2 separate regions of the Homo sapiens genome follow, and region 1 is linked to region 2. A link is an interaction called in ENCODE POLR2A ChIA-PET data of the cell type or tissue named here. Cell type or tissue: Panc1. All regions are shown on one strand. Each heading gives the region's core, and the rest is flanking DNA. Links, peaks and the distances in the headings are about the cores only.

Region 1 (10,626 bases), core at 854-8,853, 150 kb after region 2:
CTCGGCTCACTGCAACCTCCACCTCCCAGGTTCAAGCGATTCTCCTGCCTCAGCCTCCCGAGTAGCTGGGATTACAGACATGCGTCACCATGCCCAGCAAATTTTTGTATTTTTAGTAGAGTCAGGGTTTCACCATATTGGTCAGGCTGGTCTCAAACTCCCGACCTCAGGTGATCCACCCGCCTCAGCCTGCCAAAGTGCTGGGATTATAGGCATGAGACACCATGCCCGGCTGACAATCCAATTTTATAAAACTGGTAAGAGTTTTGGACACTTCAAAAAAGAAGGTATGTTAATATCCAGTAGGCACATGAAAAGATGCTTGACATCAGTAATCACTAGAGAAATTAAAATCACAATGAGATACTACTCCCACTAGAACAGATAAGATTAAAAAGACCTTCAGTGTCCAATGTTGGTGCAGATGTGGAGGAGCTTGAATTCATACTAGTATGTTGTTGGGAATACACAATGATACAGCCACTTGGAAAACTGTTTGACAATGTCATATAAAGTTAAACATAAATTTATCATATGACCACCAATTCTATTCCTACTGTTCTACCGAAGAGAAATGAAAACATGTTTCCACACAGATGTATACACAAATGTTCATAGCATCTTTATTCATAGTAACAAATCTGGAAAAACCCAAGTGTCTCTCAGTAGGCTAATGGATAAACAAATTGTAGTATATCCACAAATGAAATACTAAGTAATAAAGATGAATGACCTGTTGATCATTCAGCAGGTCATACAGAAACCATGCGTGCCCTCCGAAACATGCTGTGAAAGAAGCCAAAAGAGAAAATCAGTGAAACCAGAAGCTGGTTCTTTGAAAAGATTAATAAAATTGATAAAACTAGTCTGAGCAAGAAAAAAAATAAATCACTAATAGTAGAAATAAAATAGTGGCATCATTACAAATCTTACAGATATTAAAAGCATAATAAGGGAAGAATAACTTTGTGCAAAGAAATTTGCTTAGGTGAACAGGACAAATTTAAATATTCTTCATTAGCATAGACAAAAATTTTTTTAAAAAGTTCAGTCCAACAATATATATAAATATAATACATTAAGACTAAATAGGGTTTATCCCAGGAATACAAGGTTGGGTTAACATTAGAAAATCAATTTAAGTACTTCGCCATATTGCAAAATAAGAAAAACTAAAGTGTCAAGACTTAACTACTGGTTTCAAGACTTAATATAAAACTACAGTAACTAAGACAATGTGATGATGGTTTAAGGGTAGGATTAAGAGTCCAGAAATACTCACGTAGTCACTTGATTTTTGTCAAAGATGCCAAAATAATTGTATGGGAAAAGAATAGTCTTTTCAACAGATTGTGCTAGAACAACTACATATATAAAAGGGAAAAAATAATCTTCCTTACCCCACACCATACACAAAAGAGTATGTATTGTATGGCTCTATTTATATGAACTATCAGGAAACAAATCTTATGTACAGAGATAAAAAGCAAATCTGTGGTTGCCTACCACCAGAAATGGAATTGTTTTGTTAGCAAGTCTTTTATGTAGTTTAGCTGTCCTTAAAGTCCATCATACAAATGAGCTTCAGTTCTTGTCTTAATAGAACTTAAGATATAGTACAGAACAGGAAACAGAACTTTGGAGCCCAGCAAATGTGAACATGAATCCCTTACCAGTCACTCCTAGCTCTGTGAATGTATGTCATCTCAGTGAGCCACGTATGCATAAACTGTAGGTAGATAATGATGCCTGTTTCCCAGAGTAGTTGTGAAGATTAAATGAACTAATATATGTAAAATACCTGGCTGAAATGCCTTGTACATAGTAGGCATTAAAATGATAGTAGGGAATAATCAGAGTAGTCTTATGCCCAGCATATTTAAATTACCTACATTGTATTTTCAAAAGTTTAGTTAGAAATGACTTTGATGGGATGTATCTCAAAATAATAAGAGCTATCGATGACAAACCCATGGCCAGTATCATACTGAATGGGCAAAAACTGGAAGCACTCCCTTTGAAAACTGGCACAAGACAGGGATGCCCTCTCTCACCACTCCTATTCAACATAGTGTTGGAAGTTCTGGCCAGGGCAGTCAGGCAGGAGAAGGAAATAAAGGGTATTCAATGAGGAAAAGAGGAAGTCAGATTGTCCCTGTTTGCAGATGACATGATTGTATATCTAGAAAACCCCATTGTCTCAGCCCAAAATCTCCTTAGGCTGATAAGCAACTTCAGCAAAGTCTCAGGATACAAAATCAATGTACAAAAATCACAAGCATTCTTATACACCAATAACAGACAAACAGAGAGCCAAATCATGAGTGAACTCCCATTCACAATTGCTTCAAAGAGAATAAAATACCTAGGAATCCAACTTACAAGGGACAAGAAGGACCTCTTCAAGGAGAACTACAAACCATTGCTCAATGAAATAAAAGAGGATACAAATGGAAGAACATTCCATGCTCATGGGTAGGAAGAATCAGTATCGTGAAAATGGCCATACTACCCAAGGTAATTTATAGATTCAATGCCATCCCCATCAAGCTACCAATGACTTTCTTCACAGAATTGGAAAAAACTACTTTAAAGTTCATATGGAACCAAAAAAGAGCCCACATCACCAAGTCAATCCTAAACCAAAAGAACAAAGCCGGAGGCATCACACTACCTGACTTCAAACTATACTACAAGGCTACAGTAACCAAAACAGCATGGTACTGGTACCAAAACAGAGATGTAGATCAATGGAACAGAACAGAGCCCTCAGAAATAATGCCGCATATCTACAACCATCTGATCTTTGACAAACCTGACAAAAACAAGCAATGGGGAAAGGATTCCCTATTTAATAAATGGTGCTGGGAAAACTGGTTAGCCATATGTAGAAAGCTGAAACTGGATCCCTTCCTTACACCTTATACAAAAATTAATTCAAGATGGATTAAAGACTTACATGTTTGACCTAAAACCATAAAAACCCTAGAAGAAAACCTAGGCAATACCATTCAGGACATAGGCATGGGCAAGGACTTCATGTCTAAAACACCAAAAGCAATGGCAACAAAAGCCAAAATTCACAAATGGGGTCTAATTAAACTAAAGAGCTTCTGCACAGCAAAACAAACTACCATCAGAGTGAACAGGCAACCTACAGAATGGGAGAAAATTTTCGCAACCTACTCATCTGACAAAGGGCTAATATCCAGAATCTACAATGAACTCCAACAAATTTACAAGAAAAAAACAACCCCATCAAAAAGTGAGCGAAGGACATGAACAGACACTTCTCAAAAGAAGACATTTATGCAGCCAAAAAACACATGAAAAAATGCTCACCATCACTAGCCATCAGAGAAATGCAAGTCAAAACCACAATGAGATACCATCTCACACCAGTTAGAATGGCAATCATTAAAAAGTCAGGAAACAACAGGTGCTGGAGAGGATGTGGAGAAATAGGAACACTTTCACACTGTTGGTGGGACTGTAAACTAGTTCAACCATTGTGGAAGTCAGTGTGGCAATTCCTCAGGGATCTAGAACTAGAAATATCATTTGACCCAGCCATCCCATTACTGGGTATATACCTAAGGATTATAAATCATGCTGCTATAAAGACACATGCACATGTATGTTTATTGCGGCACTATTCACAATAGCAAAGACTTGGAACCAACCCAAATGTCCAACAACGATAGACTGGATTAAGAAAATGTGGCACATATACACCATGGAATACTATGCAGCCATAAAAAATGATGAGTTCATGTCCTTTGTAGGGACATGGATGAAACTGGAAATCATCATTCTCAGCAAACTATCGCAAGGACAAAAAACCAAACACCGCATGTTCTCACTCATAGGTGGGAGTTGAACAATGAGAACACATGGACACAGGAAGGAGAACATCACACTCTAGGGACTGTTGTGGGGTGGGGGGAGGGGGGAGGGATAGCATTAGGAGATATACCTAATGCTAAATGACGAGTTAATGGGTGCAGCACACCAACATGGCACATGTATACATATGTAACAAACCTGCACATTGTGCACATGTACCCTAAAACTTAAAGTATAATGATAATAAAATTAAAAAATAATAAGTTAAAAAAATAAAATAGAAATGCCTTTTTTCACTTAGAAATGTTTTCAGAAATTTGCAGGGGTTCAAAGCAGTAGAGGAAAAAGAAAGAAATCTAGGTTAAACTTATCCCAGCACGCTGTGTATACAGACTGTCTTCTGAACGTGCCTATGCGTTTCATCTCCATGCTTTAGATTCATGCCATTTCTCTAGCTATGAATGTCCTGTACTTTCCATCTCTCCAAAGTTTACCCATCTTACTTACCTACTGATATGTTCAAGACTCTCTTCTTCTGTGACATTCCTCCATGTTCTGACCTGTTATTTATATATCTAACCTGTTATTACATATCTTTATGGATGGTTTGGAGCTTATCTGCTGGCTTTATTGATAGTCCCCTTTTCAGATGTGTTTATGTCTCTTTCACCTGTGGCAGTAACACTGTCATATTTCCTGGCAACCAAAGAGATTAAGAATTACATAACTTGAAGTCAGACCTGGGTTTGAATTCTGGCTTGCCATTTACTAGCTGTATGACTGTAGGCAAACTACTTACCCTCTCCTAGCCTCAATTTTCTCACCTGTAAATGGAAATAACTTCATTATTTTAAAAATTAAATGAAAATATGTTGAAAGTACCTGATACATGTAGGCATTAAATAGCCATGCTATTTTGATGGATTAATGAATATTGACCTTTACTTCAGTTTCCAGGAATATGGATCTACTGGAACAGCCCATGCTGATAGTGAATATGAAAGAAGAATGATGTCTGTATATAATCATGTCTTGGAGGAGGTAGAATCACTCAATCGGAAATATACCCCTGTTTCTTATATGGCAAGTGGCATTTGTTTTATTGAGCTTTTATTGTATGGATGTGGGTTTTTCATACATTTATGGCACTTACTGTGTGAGTTCAACAAATTAACCTTTCTGTGCCTGTTTCCTTATCCATAAAACAGGGTTAATACCTACCTCACAGCATTGTAGTGGGGAGTAAATGAGATAATCCATGAAAGTACTTAGCACATCTCTAGCTGCTACGTAGTTATATTAATATATAAAAATCTGCTCTACCAGAATGCAAATAAAATTTTTTCTTTTTTTAACAATTTAACTGAAGTTGCAATAATTCTCAACGCAGGCTACACATTAGAATCACTTTGAGGGCTTTTTAAAGAATACATTAATATACAGGCCTCACCCCTGACCAGCTAACTCTGAGTTTCTGGAATTGTGGCCCAGGCATTAGTAGTTTTACACACACTCAGGTGATTCTGTCATGCTGCCATGGTTGGGAGAACCACTGGACAATTGAAACAGAAAGAACAGGGCTTGTTGGCTGACTGGCAATGAGTCATTTCCTACCAGGTGATGACATTAATGCCTTTCAGTACACTCTTCAGCCTTTACCCTGCTGAATCTCTGCTGCCTTTGGCACTTCCTAAGAAGTTCTCAGAGCACTCACCCTTTTTTTTATCTTCTCCCCTGATTTCCCAGTCACAGGACAGGCTAACATACTCTCACCCAAATTTTCTCCTCCCTGTCTGACCATTCCCCAGTATCTCTGCTCAGGTTTTATAACAAAATGCCGTAGGCTTGGTACCTTAAACAACAGACATTTATTTCTCACAGTTTTGGAGGCAGGAAAGTCCAGTATCAAGCTGCCAGCAGATTCGGTTCCTGGTGAGGACTTTCTTCCTGGCCCTGGTGACAGCCACCTTCTTATTACATCTTCACATGGTAGGGAGAGATCGAGAGCTCTGGTCACTCTTCCTCTTCTTTAAGAACACTCATCCTGGCCGGGTGCGGTGGCTCACGCCTGTAATCTCAGCACTTTGGGAGGGTGAGGTGGGCAGATCACGAGGCCAGGAGTTTGAGACCAGCCTGACTAACATGGTGAAACCCTGTGTCTACTGAAAATGCAAAAATTAGCTGGGCATGGTGGCGCATGCCTGTAATCCCAGCTACTCAGGCGGCTGAGGCAGGAGAATCGCTTGAACCGGGTGGCGGAGGTTGCAGTGAGCTGAGATAGCGCCACTGCACTCCAGCCCGGGCAACAGAGCGAGGACTCTGTCTCAAAAAAAAACCAACCAAACAAACAAACAAAAAAAACACTCATCCCATCATGGGGGCCCACCTCCAAATGCCATTACCTTGGGGGTTGCAGCTTCCACATACGAATTTGGGGGAACACAAACATTCAGTTCCCAATTCCCAGCCTTTGAACTTTACCCCTTGGAGAGTTTCTCTTCTGCTTCTGCTCTTCTCATTCTGTACTTTCATGCTTTATCAAGTGTTTTAGAATAAATAGGATGTCATTAAAGAGTTAGGTTAGATCTAAAGATGGGCAATTCCTTTGACATATTGCTTTCCATGTAAAATTGTCAATAGTATTTACTGAATTGAATTGACAGCTGTTTGACAGTGACATTGTTTGCTAAGGGAGAGTGTAAAGACAGTCTTTGAAAGAAATACACACATCTGTGTGAGACAGTGGTTATTTTCATATTCTTCTAAGCTCCATCCTAAAAAATGAAATAGATGCTAAACAAACTTCATTTTGATGGAATTGAATATAACGGAATGGGAATTTTCTGCCCAGCAGAAGACACAGTACAGAGAAAAGGGCCCTAGGCTCATTCAGAACTAGGTTCAAATTCTGGCATTGCTGCTCAGCAGCTGTGTGACTTTAGTCACATTGCTTAACATCCTTTTATATGAAGTAGAAAACATACCTGCCTCATAGGATTACTGTGAGGTTTAAATGAAATAATGCTAATTGCCTAGCACAGTGCTGTCATATAGGGAGTGGTTAATAAAAGTTATTTCCCGGTCGGGCGCAGTGGCTCATGCCTGTAATCCCAGCACTTTGGGAGGCCAAGGTGGGCGGATCACCTGAGGTCAGGAGTTCTAGACTAGCATGCCCAACATGGTGAAACCCCATCTGTACTAAAACTACCAAAATTAGCCAGGCATGATGTCAAGCACCTGTAATCCCAGCTACTTGGGAGGCTGAGGCAGGAGAATTACTTGAACCCGGGAGGCGGAGGTTGCAGTGAGCCGAGATCACGCCATTGCACTCCAGCCTGGGTGACAAGAGTGAAACTTCATCTCAAATAAATAAGTAAGTAAGTAAGTTATTTCCCTTTTTCTGTATTTCCAAGTTGTACTTTATAGATTTGTTACTGTCTGAGCCTCCAGATTCAGTTCAACAAGTATTTATGGGATCCTAGGGATAGAAAAATGACAAAGACACAGGATCTTCCCTCAAGTTGTCCATAGTCTAAGAAAGAAAGATTTTATAAACAAACACAATACAGTATATGTGCATTAATAGAATTCTGCACAAGGTAGAGATGTAGTACAAAAAAGAGAGTAGTTCACATCAAAAGATAGGGAAAATGGATTGGTGGTGCAGTTGAGAGGGAAGATGTATTTGTATATGAGTTTTCCAGACAGATAAGAAGGGGTTGGGAATCTCAGGTAGAGAACATATTCAAAAGCAGAGGCATGAAATAGGGTGATGTCTTCTAGGAACAGTTTGTTATTACTTCAATGTAACATACAGGCTAGGGATTAGAGAGATGAAATCAGAGAGGTAGCCAGTGGCCAGGTGACAAAAGGCTTTGAACACAGTATAAGGGAGCTTGGACTTTGTCCTTAGGCACAGGGGGGCTTCTTAGAAATTGTAAATGGGTAGGAGAGAGAAGTGCTTAATATAGATTGTATATTATCATATAGAAGCAAAACAGGAAATGGCTGGCAGGGTGTGGAATTAGAGGAAAGAAGAATGACTACAAGGCTTTTTCAGTAATCCAAACTAAGGAACAAATTACTAAAATGGCAGTAGGAATGAGAAAAATAGATATATATGAGAGATATTTAGTGAAAATATTTTCAAGGCTGAGTTTTTTAACTAGACATGAGATGATGGAGGCATGCCTTCCAGGTTTCCAGCTTGAATGATCAGTTACACAACTGATTGATCCTTTACTGAGAGAATATAGAGAGGTGATAGAAGATGAAGGTTTTACTTTCAAACATGTTGCTGTCTTTAGGCAGTTGGATAGTAAATACGTTGCAGTTGGAAGAAAGATGGGCTGGGATGCATATAAGGTCATCTGCACATAGAAGTTCTTAAAGTCACGGGAGTGGGGAGAATTGCCTATGAAAAACATGGATTGAGAAGAGAAGACAACAAGGAGAGCATCAGCATTTAAGGAACACACAAAAGAAGAGGCTCTTTAAAAAGAAGATGGCAAAAGGAAGAATCAGAAATAAGGGTATGGACTATTAGGTGGAATTTCATGGAAGGAAGAGCATTATCAGGTGCCACAGAAATGTCAGAAAATACAAAGACTGAAAAGTATCCATTGGATTGACAATTAAGAGAGCATTGTCCAGGCACAGTGCCTTATGCCCATAATCCCAGCACTTTGGGAGGCCAAGGCGGGTGGATCACGAGGTCAGGAGTTTGAGATCAGCCTGACCAACATGGTGAAACCCTGTCTCTACTAAAAATACAAAGTTAGCCAGGCGTGGTGGCGCATGCCTGTAATCCCAGCTACTCAGGAGGCTGATGCTGGAGAATTGCTTGAACCTGGGAGGCCGAGGGTGCAGTGAGCCGAGATTGTGCCATTGCACTCCAGCTTGGGCAACAGAGAGAGACTCCGTCTCAAAAAACAAAACAAAACAAAACAAAAAGCGTTAACGTCTTTCTGCTGGTTTACTGATCATGATACGTAATTTACATCTCCAGACATCTTAATAGTGATCTGCTAATACACCTATGGAGGTCAATACCCAAGGGGCTGTTGACCTCAGAGGCACTCCACACTTTTCCAAGAGGGTATTGCAAAATCTGCACCATTCTTTTAAAAGGCAAAATGGTGACTTTCTGCCTGAAAACAGCCTGAAGTCCCTTGTGGTCCTCTGAGTCCACGCTTCAAAGATGTTTCTCTCCTTAGACACTAGTGTGGCATCAGAGGTCCACCAAAGGTGGATGTCTCTGCAAATACTTTCCAAATTACTTGTTGCAGGAAGCTGATTAATGCTATTTTAACAGTTAAATCTGAAAAAATAGAACCAGTGTCTTTAAATCTGTGTTGTGATTATCTCAGGTAATAGACTTGGCATTTGTACTATGAGTCTGTTGGGCACAAAATGTTCAATTGCCTGAACCCAATAAGGAATGGATTTTTCTGGCTTTTAGCCTTAACACCCAACTTTAAAAAAAAAAATGTTTACAGCATGAGCAACTAGGTGACACTCTGCTTGAAAGCAGGAGCCTAGAGGGACAGACAGCATACCACATGGTGCATGCAGCAGTTTTCAACCTGTGGTGTTGGGTTTCAATCAGGCTGGTGGGAAAAATATTAGAGATAGTTATAGAAATAGACACAAATCTTCTTGGAAGGCTGAGAAGTTTGCCTAACTTCAGTAATAGATCTGGCTGAAGGCGGCCTGATCTCTTTACCTTTAAACAAATTAAAATAGTAATAAAGAAAGGCAGAGTAGTTTACCTGGCTAGCTTGTTTACTCATATAAAGACTAACCTTTGATGTACCGTGAGTGCTTAAGTGCCTTTTACTCAGAAGTCCACAATGTCAATTTCCCTCTAATGGTGTTGACTCAAGCTTTTGTTAATTAATCTTACTGAATAAATGCGAGTCTGACTAGCTGATCAGGGCCTAGTTGCAACTGTTTACAGGACTCAGCAGGAGCCTGTAAGCGGCTGGGACCCTCAGCTGGACTGGCAGAGCAGAATATCTGTGTGTCAGCATACTTTATTTATCCGTTGCTGAATCGGGTCTGCAAGAACAGACCTCCCGCAGCTAGTGCCCCCGTGAAAGGAGCGCTGCCTCACTGTGGTGACTTACGAGGCCACTGAGACGGGAGTAGACTGAGGAAGGGATAGTAGACCAAGCAGGAATGGTTCTGGTTCACCTGAAGTTAAAAGTGTTCTTATGATACTTTCAGTTTTCTTCTATTAGACTGGGTAATCTTTAAAATATCTTTGAACGCTTAAATTCTGATTTTATGACCACTTTCATTAAGGCTCAAAATATTCTCTGTGGTGTTTCTGTACCTCTGCAGTCATGCTGGGATTTTCAAAACTCAGTTAAATGTGTGAGGCAGATTTGAGAAATAAGATATTTTATTAGAGTTTCAGGATTCCCCGACTATATAGTCCTCTTTCATCTGAATTCGACCAAGTTTCCACCACTGCTTACTCTGAGGACCAATGGCCATAGAGACAAGCCACCTAATGAAAGAATGAGCCAGCTCAAAGCCAAAGTCCTGCAAAATGCTCGGGCTTCTTTACCATACTGTTTATCATACTTTGCCATGTGATAGTTACTCTATATTTTAGTATCTAATATAATTGTTTAATAATATACTGATAGTTCTGAGCGCTGTAGAAATGTGGAATTTGCCTATTGCTTGGCCTCGAGGACTGTGGATTTTCTCATTTCTGTCACTTATATTTTATTGAATATACTTCACAATAAAGTAAAAATCTGTAATGAA
Region 2 (10,626 bases), core at 1,271-9,270:
CTGTGAAGAATTCCTACAGGAAGTGGTGGAGGGATTGAACTGGATCTTTAAAAATGGGGGCTTAAAGGTAGTCATAAGGTGGGAAAACTATTCCAGGCAGAGGAAACATTTTGAATAGCAAAGTATTCAGGTATTCAAAATATTCAAAATACCAGAATAGCAAAGTATTGAGGATAATGGCTAATAGATCAAGAGGACTGGGTACAAAAACTGTAGGATACCAGCACGGATTCTGCCACTATCTAGCTTTGCGACCCTCTGTATCTTTAAAATAAGAATTTGATTTCTATGCCCCATTTCTGCATTGATTTGATGGTGGACCTTGAGGAGAGAAAGAAAATACAAGACTGGGGAAGAAGGAGAAAGGAGGAAATGCATATGATGTGGAACTTTAACAGGCTGCCAAATGCTGCAGTGCTGGCAACGCTGCAGGACCTCCCTCTGTTGGCCACCCCTTGCTGTCTTCTGGCTCAGTCCCAGCTATGAAAATCCCAAACCCCATGCTTGAGCCACAGCACACTTTGCTGAACGGACAATTCTTTTCTTTTAAACTGAATGAATATACTGAATCCTGACAGTACATGGAGAGGCAACTTAGTTTATCCTTCTGCTTTGAGGGAACAGAGGATTCTCCTGTTTTCCTTAGAAAGTATCAAGAAGACCCACAGTCTCACTCCAGTAGCTTATTCCCTTTGAACTGTTAGCAAGTCTATCTAGGCCTCCCCAATGCCCACCTCTTGTCTATCTTCTCTAGAGAACTATCTGATCTTCATTCCTTTTAAAAAAAACCCTTTAAAAACATCATGAATCATAAAACATACATAGAAAAATGTATAAAACATAAGTGCAAGATATAATTATAGAGCAAACACCCATATAATCACTAACCAGGGCAAGAGACAGAACCTTGCCATAACCTAGGAAGTCCTTCATGTTACTTCCCAAGCACGACCCTCCAGAGGGAACTACTGTTTCATTATAATAATCAAATCATGATTTTGTTTTGCTGTTTACCACCCATGTGTATATCTCAATACTAGTATTTCCTGTCTTCTGTTAACACTTGATCTAAATGCAATCATACTGTATGTATACATTCCTCTTTCTTGCTTCTTTTGCTCAACATTCTAACCATTCATTGGCATTGTTGTGTAGCTAGTTCATTCTTTTCCATCTCATTGTTATATACTGTTGTTATGAGTATCTCATAGTTTATCCATTCTACTGCGGACATTTGGATTATTTCCAGTCTTTCACTAGCATAAACGATGCTGCCACAAACATCTTTATACGTGTCCCAGTGCATGTGAGCTTCTCTCGGGTAGAAGGGTGGAATCGTTGGGTCATAGGGCATGTGTATCTTTATCTTCATTCTCTGCCGTCATATTTGGGGGAAAGCCTTTCTTCACTTTTTCTAATTTTAACTTCTGTGCTTTTGTTCCTGTTTTCCTATCACTGTGTTCATCAGTCTTCTTCCTGTGCTCCTCTAACACTCTCAGTACTGATTCTAGCTTCTAGTCCTGCATATCCCCTTCCTTCTATAGTTAAGAATGGTTTCTTCTAAGGAATAGTATTTTTTTCATATATTACTCTAGTAGGAAATGTATTTTGAGAGTTCTTCTCTTTTAAATATACTGACAATGTAAAGCACATATTTGATTGATGGGGAGGGCCAGGGGACAGACACTCTAGGATGGGAATTAAGACTGTGGGCTTTGAGTCAGACCAAATCCACAAGCTGCCACTTGCTACATATCCTTGGGCAAGTTATTTAACTTGTGTTTTAGTTTCCTTATCTGAAAAAAAAATGGGGATAATAATTATACCCATTTATAGGGTTACAAGTGGGTATAGGAGTGTGCACTAAATGAAACAATCTACAACTTTGATTATAAGAGGTTTATACATTTGGTCTTCAGGCAGGAAGAGGAAAGACAGGCAGCATTGAGAATGCCTTCAGGTTGTGTAGTGAGGATACCTACTATGAGTTTCCATCTAGTGTTTATACTAAGTCTAAACTCTGTCCACTCCTCTTTGTGGAGTGGCTGGCTAGCGCAGGCATGTGAGATGCTGCCTGTGGCCACAGAATACACAGTGAAATGAATTGGCCCATTTAGGAATGAAACCCACAATCCTGGCTTCATGCACTACTCAAATGAGTCCAGTGGCCAAAATGACATAAAAAGGGAGAATATAAATGGGCTTAGAAATGCTGTCAACGTAAACAGGAAGGCAAGAGGACACAACAGGATAACTCAAATTAACAAGCTGCTCTAAACAGCATCCTCTCTTTGTGCAATTTATTGTACAGGAGAGTTGACTGGAACAGAAACTATTCCTAATCATTATAATTTTCCTTATCCTGCAGGCTTTCCGTGTATAACTTCAGACTCTGTCACTTACACTTCTTGGTTTTAGGAGAGTTTTCCAAAGCCAGATACTTAATTACAGGTGCAGCACTCCAAGGCCAATACCTCATTACCTAATTAGGGAGTTGGGAAGTGTTTATCATAATCACGCTCAAGATCTTAATGTTCGTTTTAACTTGTCTTCCTCTTTGTGAAGACATTGATTTTTGGACTCTGAGTCTCTTACTCCCATATAAAACTGTCTAAATCCAAAACGGCTTTTGAGGAAGCAGCATTTCCAACTTGACATTAACGGTTGGGCTGAATGTTGCCTCTTATAGAGGCAACAATGCCCACTGGATTTTAACTTCTCAGTTCCTGAACCACTAATAAGTTATTTCAGTTACATTTAATAAATCCTCCTTATGCTTCTTTTCAAATAATTCTTGGAAAATTGTGTTTGAATATATTGCAGAAGATGGGGGAAAGGTGAAAGAGAAATTAACAGTCATCCTGAATGATTATCAAGTGACGTGGTATAACAATATTTGCTAACTCCATGTCAACATAGCAAGGCCAGATGGCTTAGTTTTGTTTCAGTAACATATATCATGTGGTAATAGATTGATAAAGGGTTGATTTGTATAATTACTTTTAGACCTTGACTTCAGAAGTAAGCAAGGTTGTTATCAAGAAAAAAACAACCCAGCTCTTAACATATTCATTTGAATTGATAACTGGCACAAACCCATGAAGGGGATACAAGGTGGCAGGACTATTTGCAGGAGCAGATACCAGCTTCTAATAAAAGCATACCACATTCCTTAAGTTCCTGTAAATTGGAAACTAGGGTCCCTAATAGCATCAGTGGCAGCATAAATTCAATGCTTAGATGACAGCTGAAACCCCAATGTTGGATTTATACACCCAAATATCAAGCTAACTTTCAGGGCTGGTATTTTCACACTGATGTGAGAATGACAAGTTTTATTGGCATCAAAAACAGAGTAGCCTGGGGAAGAATCTCATCAAGTGAGAGCAAAGAATCTAGAGTCTTCATTATACTTCAATGAAATGTTTGAATCTTCTTTTGTATCCTACTACTAACAGACAGCAACATGGCTTGTTTTGAACTTTACCTATTTTATTTGTCTGCTCATAAGCAAGAGAGCACAATAGCCCAACAAGCAAGTACGAGTTGGCTCTTGGCTCTAAAGACCAGCAGCTGCAGCTTCCTCTCTAAAGGTGATCACATCTTAAACAATGTAGCAGAGCTGGGGGCAGCAGTCAGGAAATGGGAGGGTGGGCTTTGTGTGAGCAAAGGCTTTGGTTTGTTTAAGAGTTCAGGATATAGATTTGAAGATTATGGTCTCTTTGAACAGTGGCTACAGGCCACATATGAAATAATCTCCGTAATTTTCATGTGTACCTGGCGAGACAAAGTCATGAATTTCAAACTTGATTTTTCCCCACAGACCTACTTGCTCCTTTTGAAAAGTGCTGGGACTGGGAGGTCCAGGCAACATTCATGCTTTTGTTGTTTTTTTTTTAATTACCAGTTGATTCTGATTTGTGAAGACCTTTGCAGACTGCAGCTGTTAGTGGAAAGGGAACAGGAATGAGCTGAACTTTTATGTCCATGTATCGAATATAGATAATAACTCTTGCCCTCCATACTTAACAGCTAACAGCAACTGTTTAATAAAACATTAGGTATTATGTGCCAGGCACTGTCCTAAGAGCTTTACATGTAATAACCACAAAAATCCTTTTTTTTTTTTTTTTTTAGACGGAGTCTCGCTCTGTCATCAGGCTGGAGTGCAGTGGCACAATCTCGGCTCACTGCAACCACTTGACTCCCTGGTTCAAGCGATTCTCCTGCCTCAGCCTCCCGAGTGGCTGGGATTACAGGCGTGAACCACCAAGCCCAGCTAATTTTTGTATTTTTAGTAGAGATGGGGTTTCACCATGTTGGCCAGGGTGGTCTCAATTGCCTGACCTTGTGATCTGCCCGCCTCGGCCTCCCAAAGTGCTGGGATTACAGGCATAAGCCACTGTGTCCGGCCCCACATAATTCCATTTTAAGGTAGGAAACTCATTCACAGAAGGGTTAAGTAACTTGTCCACGGACACAGTTAGGGCTTGGATTTAAAGCTAGACAGTGTGGCACTAGGGATCATGTTTTCAACCATTATTTATAACCTTATAAGGAATATAATAAAAACATGTATCCAAAAAGTATTTTACTTTGAGAAGTTAAAAGTTCTAAGCAGCTGCTGAATTAAGTTCCTGGAGGAAAAGTAGGCTTCTAGACAGTACTTGCTACATAATAGCTGATTACAAACAACTTTACTCAAAGGACTTGAAATCTGATCTTTGCTGTTTCTCTCAAATGCTGACTCTGGCCTACTGAAGTATTAAAGTGACTCCTTTGGCAACTGAAAATAAAGAAAGGAACTCTTTGCAGACCAGGTGCCTCACACACAGGGCTTGGCACCCAGGTGATATGTAAATGTTGGCTGACTTAAACGCCTTCCAATCAAAGGCATTTTGAAATGTGCTATTCATATTTCACAAAATGGCTTGAATATAAACTATTCAGAATGTCAAAACAAAGGGGCATGTGGCAAGTTAAGGAAATTAAAGAGAAATGGAGTACAAATGGAATATTAAACCTTTTACATTCAAAGTGAAGAACCTGGTTGCATACCCTAAAAATCCTCTTTCCTGGCTTAGCAAGGGATGAACTTTGGGGATCAAGTAAGCCTATTCTTTAATAACACAATATCTCTCATTTGTGATGTATATGCTTGCTGCAGGCATACCAATATAAACAAGCTGCTTAATATGCTCAGGTGATTTCTTTTTTAAAGGCTGAATTTATCTTATATCATTTCTTAACAACCCCTACACTTTTTAGCTTGCACTCAAACACAGCTCAGAAATAAAACAGGTTTTGCTACCACTTTAGGGAACAAAATGGTTAACTTATAACAAGCTGGGGTCGTATTCCAGGCATCAAAGCATTAAACTTAACTCAAGTCCAACAAAATGTGTTCAGCCTGCCTATAACTTCCAACCAATATCTAAAGAACTGATGCATAATCCAATTTTTTTACCATAATCCCTGAGAATTTTATGAGTAATGGGTTAATTGGTAATGTGGCATGATCCAAACCTAGGGCAGGCAAAGAATTCCCTGTGAAGACCTGTGTGAGAAGCAATGAGATCTACTGCAAGAGCTCAACTGGGCCTACATTTAGCCCTTTATGGAATTATGAAGCAGAAACCACTTGTGTTGAATTGCCATAGGGAGGAAATTAACTCAGTTTTTCTAGTACAATGTTTTCACTCAGTCTGTCTTCTGACACACATTTGTAAAATGTTGCCCACACTATCTTAGTTGTGGAATTTATTTTTCTCTGTTAGACTACTTGGCCTTTGCTTTAAGAGCAATGTAAAAGGAACTAGGGACTAGGAAAAGCAGAAAAACAGACTTAAGAGCAGTAGTGTGTTGGCTATGACAGGCTCTCAAAAAGCATTTGTTGAACCCACACACTACCTATGTTATGAACATGGCCATAGGCTAATTTCAAGATGGGAGTTAAAGCTGTTTTAAGCTGTTAGGGCTGGGGATGGGGATAATGGGCTGACCCTCAACACAAGAGTAGCTACACATGGTCTTGATCCAACATCAGTTAAATGTGCAGTCCAGATGAAGAGACATTTGAAGACACTAATCAGTCATCCTCACAAAATTTAATTAAGGGCCCGTGTTGAAACAGCCAAAAGCAAACTCTAATACGGGATCCTAGCAATAGTGCTTGGAATGTATTCAAATGGAAAAGTTTGTGCTGGAAATACTTGTTTAGAAAAAGAACTACATCACTCCACCCTGCTTTATCAAGTAATCCAAGCCATCTTAAATGCTCAAAGTCTGATCCAAGCAAGATGTTTTTTATTAAAAGCTCTTTCAGCTTGAAATAGATTATAACTTTGGGAATAAACATTTTAATGAACAAGTAGAAGGGATTCTTGACTACTATAGTTCTTTTTTGTAGACTGCTTCTAGGTAATGCAAAAAGCTCAGAAAAGGACATCAGATAAGGTAAAAGGCTTTATTATTCAGGATCAGCTCAAAGTCTGACATGGACACAGGCAGGGATAATTATCTCATTACAGTTGACCTTTGGCACCCATTTAAAAGTACTAGCTTTCCAAGTGAGACATGTTATACCCAGTAGACTCGGTATAATTTCTGACAGCCAAATGTATCCCAATTTCACTCAGTAGGGCTGCCAGGAGATGGGTAGGGATACAAACAAAATCATCTACTTTATCAATCTTTTTTTTTTCATGGATTTTTTTCCCCCATTGGCTTTCAAAGCAAGTGAGATAAACAGCGTTACTGGCAGATATTGGTCATAAATAACATCTTCCCAAAGCCCAACAGTCAAAAAACAAACACCAAATATAAGCAGATTAGGCAGATTTCCTAAATATTCAGTTAAGGCTATGGTGTGCTTGGTTTTGACCAGAGCAATTCTATGGCTTCCTTTTATTTTTCTCCCTGGATAAAACTATGCTTACTTGATCCATGCAATTTCAGTTGTTACAGCTTTAACTTATAAGATCAAAGGAATTAAAAAGTTGTCAGAATAGATTTTCAAATAATGACAAAAACTGACATAAAGTCTACACAGTCCTCAGGGATATGGATAAAACAAATGAAGTTTCATGACTGGAAGGGGGCTCCCTTCTAAGTAAATAGTACATAGAAAGTATGTAAAGCCTCTTTCCATGAGGTTACAAAGGTGAAAAATATAAAACAATGGTTCAAGATCACTGATACATAATTGTTGAATAAGGGGAGGGATGTTTAAGATATTTTGCACATTATTAACTTAGAGTCAGTCTATACACTCTCTGTATTAAATATCTAGAGAAAATTCTATTACTTTTTGGCTCAGGGCTATCTATACTAAAAGGCTATTGCTTTTTATGTACATGAAAAGAAACTCAAGATTTATGTTTCTGGTTCTGGATTTTCAGTTAAGAGCTATATTCTGTTACAAAAATATCAATAAGAAATCATCACTTTTTTCTTAAAATCTGATGACTTATTTTTTTTAAAACATTGCAGCCCCTAAAGAACTGATGACTGCACCTGAATTCAAACCCCAAATTGATTTCATAAAACATCTTCCTCTAGTAAATGGCAAAAATCATAACCTCCTGTAGAAAGTGATGTTGGGTTGGCTGACATAGCAGATTGCTTGGTGAAAACATGGGGACCTGAAATCTCATACGGGAGATATATTTGAGAGAAAAAAGACAAACACAGCTTTCTGTTGTTGTTCTCCTAGTTTCTCCGAAGAGTTGACATTTATCACTGCATTTAAAATAAAGATGACTTTAACTCAAGAGACTGCATTTTAACACTGAACTGATATAAATGTACTTATCTGAGCATCACATTTTTACACATACTTAAAAAAAACCCCACAAAAGCATAGTGAAAAGATTATGTATTTCAAATAAAATTATACATGTTGGAGGCAGAACAGAACCAGGGGTCTTCAGCAGAGGATTTCTCAGTCAGCCTTCACAGGCCTCATGCTGTGGCTGGCAGATACTTTCCACTGAGCATAGAAAGTTTCAGGATAACAAGAAACTTGTTTTTTGCCTCCATGAACTGGGATGTCATTATTATAGAGAAGATGAATAATTTAAAAAGTGAAGACTATTCATTCAAAATGCTAGAGTGACAAATTTACTTTATGAAATTTAAACACAGCATTCATCCTCGGGAAGCTGCATATACATTATGGTAGTAGAACCAGATTAGGTACATTTCAGCGTTGAAAAGATTTTGTCTAAAAATGAAAAGGCAGCTTTCTTAAAGACCAGAGTTATAGAGTCACTCTTGTATTTTTCATCTTGTTTTAGTGGACCAAAGCTCAGCTTGTTTTAGTGGACCAAAGCTCAGTAACTCACTCAGATTAGAATCTATAATTCTGTTGAGTGTTCAGGACCACAGAAGTCCTCCTGGGACTTTCTATGGAAGTATGTGCAGATTTTCCTCATGGAGCTGGGCGTGATGGTGACCTAGAAGAAGAAAGTTTAGATTTCAGAGATTTCCTTGAAGTTCAACTGTTACTAAGTTATTACTAAGGCATACCTTAAATTAGGCTGCCAGAAATTTCATTGTTTAGCCTGCTTTCAGCTCCAAATACTTTCAATGGCAATGTCTCTTTTGGCTGATTTGTACTGACTATAGTAAAAACTTAACAGATGATATGTAGGGAAAGAAGGCATAGACTTCTTATGTGAATAGAAAACATTTACTAGCTAAGTCTCCTAATAAGAAACAAATAAGTTACAATTACTATCCTTTTTGAAATAAATGAATAAATCAGCCCCCCCAATTTATAAACAAGATAGGTATTCAAATGGAAGATGTTACTCTCTTCTGAAGGTTGACATTATCATCATATAAAGGTAAAAAATTTTTAAGAAATGTTAGCTTCAAATAAATTACAAGACCAGCACACTGTTTCTACTTTTTAAAGATTTTAAGATTTATGTATCAGTGAAAATAGTTTTTCATTGAAACTACTTTTCTGCTAACACATAGCTGAGACCAGCTCCCTTGAAAAAAAAAATAGAAATTTTGGCTAGGGATAAAGAGCAGTCATAATTTTGAGAGAAGGAAAGATTCCTTATAACTGTCTTTTTTCTCCACTTTCTACAGCAAGGTCTTGATTGCAGTTTGTGTACTAAGTTGTCTTTAAAATCTATCAGTTTATTTTTCTAAAATTATGGGATAGGTCTTCATGAGAGCAGGTCGGGGTTATGAACACTTTTTAAACTAAAACTGGCCTAAGGTTGGTTATCTAGCTTCTGCCCTTTAAAATGGCAGATGATGCTGATCATGATTCTGGATTCTATTTCAATCATCCCGCCACCACAAGAGCTACTGTGAAGTACAGTGGAAACTTCCTTAACCCATCTCCCCTTCACATGCAAACAACAGAAGCTTTTTATTCTCTCTGACTGGTGCCCATAGCTCACCCAATGCACTCAGCTACTTCTGCCTCCACCACTGTAATGAATCTTGTTTTTCAAGGTTCACAAACCTATTTCTGCCATCAATCACTGATGACTGATATTATCTAATTTAAATATTAAGTCAGTCAATGAAATGAGTCCTAAAAAGATAAGTGACACTACACTGAATGTTAAAAAGAATAGATATAGGTGTCAAAAGTATTACTGTGGTGTGGCAAAATGATTATAAAAGATTGTGGAGAAGTCATAAAAATCTAGAAAGATTTTGCACTCAAATTGTTTTGTAAGTATCTAAGTTTCACTGTATTTTAAATAATCACAAAATGGAATTACAAACTGGAAATCTACTTATGGATGTTGGCAACTTTCCCATGAACAACAGCTTTATCTATAAAAAGAGGATGGCATACTGTCTAACAGGAGAGGGGAGATATTTTTGAATTGATATCCTGGAGCATGATGAAGGCTTTGGTCAATCAGGCAACAGGGCTGAGGAGTATGGACCCTGACAGGAGGGATTTTAATGGGAGTAAGTAGAGTTGCCAGATAAAATACAGCACATTCAGTTACATTTGAATTTCAGACAAACAAAAATAGTTTCTTAGCATAAAACATTTTTACTAAAAATATGGCCCATGCAAAATTTGTTTTGTATTTATGTGCTGAATTTGGCAGCACTAGGAATAAATAGATTTCTTTCTTTAAAAAAAAAAAAAAGCATCCTGACTTGAGACATCTGGGTGTCTGGCCCCTTTTAAGTTAGGAAATGTATCTTCCCACCACTGCTGACTTACCGGGCTTGGCAATTTCTTTCCGCTCTGTCTCCTGGAATTGGGTGTCTGGGATGACGGACTTCGTGGAGATGGATTCTCAGCCTTCCGTTTGGCTGCCATGGCCAACAACCAGTTTTTATTCTCTGGGGAACTATTCTCTTTGCCTACCATTTCAGACCCTTCTCCACAAGGTCTCAAAGGAAGAGGTAGCGTTCCACAGCTTTCTGAAGCATACGGACTGATAGGAGACGGAGGCTCTGAGATACTGGTACCAGCTCCTTCAATTTTGCTTGATTTGGTAGGACCTAGAGAGTCCTTACTAAGGTCTTCCTGGTTACCAGCAAGGCAGCACAGATCCAAATGAAGATTTTCAACTTGGCCATCAAGCTCAGTCACACAGTTACAACTCTTCACACACTTTTGTTTCACACTCT

Evidence for each region. Peaks named below come from ENCODE experiments on the same cell type or tissue, not always from the same donor. Only the 100,000 strongest peaks of a DNase experiment are listed, where the experiment ranks them.
Region 1: POLR2A ChIA-PET joins it to region 2 with 12 read pairs; 2 of 35 experiments call an interaction of 5 or more read pairs at or near these places.

Annotation. Positions count from the first base shown.
Region 1 is chr1:211,946,872-211,957,497 of GRCh38, reverse strand. INTS7 (integrator complex subunit 7) reads left to right here. Exons shown (of 20, transcript NM_015434.4): 17 at 4,797-4,929. Among named protein-coding and RNA genes, the nearest start is that of INTS7, 83 kb to the left of the region's middle. RefSeq lists an enhancer at 9,327-9,939. In Panc1, for the core only: no CTCF peak of the experiment used is centred there; a DNase peak (open chromatin) is centred at 5,437.
Region 2 is chr1:212,100,672-212,111,297 of GRCh38, reverse strand. DTL (denticleless E3 ubiquitin protein ligase adapter) reads right to left here. Exons shown (of 15, transcript NM_016448.4): 14 at 10,214-10,626; 15 at 6,285-8,456. The coding sequence ends at 8,358. Among named protein-coding and RNA genes, the nearest start is that of MIR3122, 28 kb to the right of the region's middle. In Panc1, for the core only: no CTCF peak of the experiment used is centred there; no DNase peak of the experiment used is centred there.